Regions from separate parts of the Mus musculus genome. Here region 1 is linked to region 2. Evidence: chromatin loops called from intact Hi-C (ENCODE). Cell type or tissue: heart. All regions are shown on one strand.

Region 1 (2,500 bases), 54 kb before region 2:
TCTGTAAATCCACCAAGTAACCAAACGCCCTGCAGGCGTGGAAGAATGGCCTTACGTTCTAGAACAGAGCCCACTCCACGATACTTCAGAGATGAAGAAACAGGCCCGGGCAGGAAGTGGGTGGGTTCCATTGGCAGAATAAGACTGATAGTCAATGGTTTAGGCAATGCCCACACAGAAGGGGAAGGCCAAGCACTGCTAGGAGGATTCCCCATCCAGTACCTGGATAAAGCGCTTGAGCTGTGTGTTCTGCTGCAGGAGTCTAGTCTTCTCCTGTTCAAGAGAGAAGATGTATTCTGCTGTCTGCTGGAGAATGGCTGCCTGAGGGCAAGAGGGAAAGAATCAGGCTGATGGTCCTCTCCCTGTGAGAGTACAACACCTCCTCCAGGAAGCCCTCCCTGCTCCTGCCACCTTGCTGAGCTTCTCTCCATCTGTGTGGGGAATGAGGGTCTTGAGGGACTGGAAGCCCGCGTTGATACTCTGCATGCGCCTCCGCTCGTTGCTGTTGGCAATCTCGCGTCGAATCCGCCTTTCCTGGTCCCTCTGGGTCTCGGGGGTCAGTGGAATGTTGGCTAGGCTGCCAGGGAGAACAGGAGTAGGTTCAGGAGAGAGGTGTTCTGAACTTTACCCCCAGAAGGCCCCTGTCCTCACAGCTGATCACCAGTGGGCCCTGGTTGTAACCGGCATCCCAACTCTGGCAGATCACCCCCAAGGAAGACACAGGGCTGAGCCCGGGATGCCCAGTGGACTGAAGCAGCTGTCTGTGGATGCAGTCTGATTAGAACCCACGCTTTCTTTCCCTGACCTCTTTCCTAGCGTTCTCTTCTCTAGAAGAGACTCTTAGCCATGTCTAGCTATTAAAACCCACAGGGGTTCACAGCTCTGCATGCCTCCACTGCCAGCCAAGCTGGGAAGGCCCAGAATCCTACATGGCTATTCCCTGTGGTTCTAACACAAGAGGACCCCGGGCAGCAACCAGAGACAGTTCTTGGGACACTTGGAAGTTCCTTGATGTGTCTATCTGGCCCACCTCTTTCAGTAGCTTATACATTGTCACTAGAGTTCTGAGGAGATACCCCCTCCCGCCTGCCCACCACCACAGTTTGTCTCAGCCAGAAGTCTCCAACCACCATCCCAGCCTCTGTGAGCTAAGAGTGTACAAAAGACAAGACAGGCAGCATTCACTCCACAGATGGGACACTGGGCCAGCCACCCCTTGGGACAGTTCTGTTTTATCCTGGCCTTCTCCTCAGAGGCAGCTCACTCTGTGTAAAGAACTGAGGCTCCCGGCATGCTGTGGACAACCCTACTGCATGCTGTAGAAGTAGCAGCTAGCCAGTGGGGCAAGAGAGAAAGCAGCCAGCAGTGGAAGGGCCCAATGCCACTGCTCCCAAGGGGGTGGGCCTGTGTGTGGCCTGGAGGAGGTATGCCCCCCTCAGCCCTCCCCTGCAACTCCCCCTCCCGCCCATGGCCTGATGGCTTCCAGATGCGGAGCTCTCGGCAGAGGCCTCCAGCCCCACCCAAAGCCACAGCCCTGGCCTCTTCCTGAGGGGCCCTCCCAGGGTGACCTGTTCCAGGCTAGTCAGGGGAGCACATACCCTGGGTCTGGGGAAATTAAAAAAAAAGGCCTCTGACACCTCTCATCCCACTGATGTGGGATTCTGAGGTCAAGGAGGTGGCAGGTCTAACTCTCTCACCGTGAGTTGGCCTCAGCCTCTATCCCCAGAGAAAATGGGCTGCACAGCAGCCCAGGAGGGAAACACATCTGTAGCAGCTGGAAACAGCTGAAGCCTATCCAGCCCTACCCAACTTACCCCATCTGTCCTGCCTCAGCTCCCTAAAGAACCTCATCCCTACCCCTTCCAGGGCCTCAGCTTCCTCTCCCAACAGAAAGGTCGGACAGCCGGGAACAAGTTTTCTGTTGGCTGCTGCAGGAGGATGGAGGCAAAGCATCCCCTTCCCACTTCATTCAGGGCCCAAAAGCCCAGAACCCCAGACCACCCTCTCCCAGGGCATGCATCCTCATAGAACCTGGGAGTGTGAGCCTTGGGAGAGAGCCAGGTCTCCCACTTGACAGATGAGATGAGGCCTCCCTTTCATTAGAGCTTATGGTAGGGAGAGAGATCCAGCCTTCCTGCTTCAGCCCAGGATGCCTCCTTCCTCCCAGCCCTTCAAGAGAATGGTGGGCATGTGGAAGGAGACGGGGACTCAGGTCAGGGCCAAGAGGCCCTGTGATGGATGTGCTGCAGTAAGTAGTTAACAACACAGGGTTAGGGGCAAAATGAGACAGAACGGACAGTGAGGGCACACACCTGTAGTTTCAGCACTGAGCAGGCTGATGCTAGCTAGATGAGTGGGAGTTTTGAGACCAGCCTGGGCTACACAGGAAGACTCTTGTCTCAAAAAACAAGCAAGAAAAAGATTCGGTGATGGGCAAGGTGGCAACATGTCAGGAGCAGGCACTTAGGAGACAAGTTCAAGACTATCCTCAACCATATAG
Region 2 (2,500 bases):
TTCCCCAAGAGGGAGGGATGGTGGTCTATATTGGTCTATAGGGGGCCTGGTGCCCTGCAGGAGCTGCAGCTGGGGACCGTCTGCGCAGGGTCTGCAGTGGGCGCACAATAGCAGTCATTGTCTTGGCATGGCTGGCTGGAGGCGCCCAGCCCACCCTCAGGGTGACCCCCGCTCGGGTTGTGGGAGGGCTGTCTCCACCCCTGCCACCCCGGTGGTCTCTGCTCTTCCTCCCTTACTGCTGCTTCCTCCAGCTCCCTCTGCTCTAATTAGTTCCTTTTGCAGCTGGAAGAGCCTCCAGGGCTGGCCCAGCACCCTTTGGGGTTGCTGCTGCGGGTTCCCTTCATGGCCCTTGCAGGTGGGTGTGTCTCGGGACACACCTAGCCTACCAGGAGTGAGTGCTACAAAGCATGGCCTTTGGTCCCTGATCGCAGCCCTGCAGCCCAGGGTGAGAGTCACTCAGCCATCTGACCAGTAGGAAAACAGGCACAGGTGGTTTCTCCGGCAAGTCTTTCAGGCGGGTGGACTCCCTACCCCTGGGTATTGTACCCATGAGAGAGGGTGGTATCCCGTCCCTTTGGACCAGTAAGTTCCGGAGACCCACTGGTTCCAGATATCCTGAACTATAAGGGCAAGCTGCTGCTGGACCTTGGCTAAGGAGGTGATGGCTTCACTTTTCCCAGGATCATGGCCTGCCATTGTCCTTGTTCCAGGCATTTAAGTCTGGCTGGAGAGCTGAGCTGCAGAGTCAGTTAGAAGAATGGGGGACCTGCCTTTCTCCTCCCCCTTTCATCTAGCTCTAGGACAAAACCAAGCTGAAGCCAGATAGGCTGCTGCTGGCTGGGAGTAGGAGTGAAGAGGTCTTTGAGGTTGGCCATGGTCAAAGCATGAGTGGGGTCATAGGCCATCTGCTCCCTTGGGGTGGAGGATCAGAAAACTAGCAGGACTCGTTGCGACATCTCCTTCCTCCTTTCTTAGGAGGAGTGCAGAGCCTGGGCTGGATCCTGGCTTCCAAGAATGATCCCTACCTCCCTGGACAGAACCAAGGGACAGGAAGTGAAAGGGTATCCCTGGAGACTGGATCTGCTGATGGTGGGGGTGGGGCAGTCATTGGCGTCTCCTTTCCTGCTCTGGGTGCTGGCCTCCTCACCCAGGGAGATGGACCCTAGGTGAATGCTGTGCTGTTCCCTGGAGGTCCTCAGAACCAGATGACAGATCAGAGGCTCCTCCTAGGCTCCCTCTGGTGGGAGGACATGAGACAGGAGCAGGTGCCAAAGGCTACTGCTTGGTTGGCACTGTGACTGAGAGCCAGTGCTTGACTCTCTAGCTCAGGCACCCTGCCAGGGGTCTTTTCTCCATGGTGGGTGGTGGGGGCAGAGAAACCTGTGGCTTTGGGCCAGACGAGGGACCAGGCCACCAGCCCTTCCTGGCTCCTGAATTCTTAATCAGCATAAATATTTACTTCCTTCCTCCCCTTCCAGGCTCCCAGCATAGAGGAGCTTCAGGGAGGTTAGACTGAGACTGCGTCTAAAAATAAACAGGTAGAGACAGACAGACAGATTTAACGGGCTACAGGTCAGGCAGAGGGCAGCCTTTGCCTAGACAGGAATGGATGAGAAGGTCTAAGGCCATCACCATCACCTACCCACCTACATGGGTCTGGGACTCCCAAGAGGGTGGTGCTCTGGTCACCAGGGTATGATACAGTGAGTCTCTGGTCCAAGCGTTGTCTGAGCAGTAACAAGTGCATCTGACAGCCTCAGTGGGGACAAGTTACAGACCTGAATCTCACAGTAAACAGGTTTCCTGTGCTCTGATGATGCAGCCCTGTGTGCCCAGATTCCATGTAGCCACATGTAGTGGGAGCTGGAGATACATCCTTACAAGCAGGATTGCATTGCAGGCCAAGGAAGGGTGCACACTGTGTACTGGGGAATGCCGCTGAAGCTTGGAGTTTGAGGGCATAAGAGGGAAGCAAGGGACGACCAGGTAGGAGAAGCTGCCCTAGAGCCTTGGCCTGGAGAACAGATGGGAGGAACACAGTGAGTGACTGTCCTCTCTGCCATCTCCGCCCCATGTAAGGGCACAAGGTCTTACAAGCCCCCGAGGACACACTCAGCTGCTCCAGGTATTTTTCAGGTTTTTCCTTCCATGCCCACTTTGTATTAAATACAGTAGTAGAGTCTTTTAGTGTGGGTGTTCAGTAAAAAGATTTTTGCAGTGTGACAGTCTACACGAACAAAGGCCAGAGAAACAAGTGGGAGGTCTCTCGAGGGCGGAAGGTGAGGTGTTTGGTGTGGAAGGGCTGGCCTTGTGCTGTGAAGACCCCGCAGTTGCATGAGAGGAGGAGAGTCGCAGTATGAAATTTTAAGAATGTTACCACTAGCTTTTTCTACCTACTGTCCTTTTCTGGTCCTGCAGAACAGGTCTGGCCACAGTCCTCAGCTGCCCCCTGGTGGCAGCCAAAGCTCACTGGCCCTGGTTTTTGTCACAGCCTCTTTTA

What was found. A loop is a pair of places that touch in the nucleus more often than their neighbours do. Peaks named below come from ENCODE experiments on the same cell type or tissue, not always from the same donor. Only the 100,000 strongest peaks of a DNase experiment are listed, where the experiment ranks them.
Region 1: a loop joins it to region 2, with 5 times the contacts of the local background. A loop is called at or near these places in 28 of 42 quality-filtered maps.

What each region holds. Positions count from the first base shown.
Region 1 is chr16:4,551,524-4,554,023 of GRCm38, forward strand. It overlaps Tfap4 (transcription factor AP4), which reads right to left. Exons shown (of 7, transcript NM_031182.2): 2 at 412-577; 3 at 223-321. Among named protein-coding and RNA genes, the nearest start is that of Tfap4, 6.9 kb to the right of the region's middle. In heart, no CTCF peak of the experiment used is centred here; DNase peaks (open chromatin) are centred at 1,448 and 1,868; H3K4me3 peaks cover 799 bases; H3K27ac peaks cover 2,004 bases.
Region 2 is chr16:4,605,558-4,608,057 of GRCm38, forward strand. The region is part of intron 1 of Glis2 (GLIS family zinc finger 2); the gene reads left to right. Among named protein-coding and RNA genes, the nearest start is that of Glis2, 12 kb to the left of the region's middle. In heart, a CTCF peak has its summit at 1,249 (motif pointing left); DNase peaks (open chromatin) are centred at 214, 324, 1,164 and 2,494; H3K4me3 peaks cover 471 bases; H3K27ac peaks cover 2,200 bases.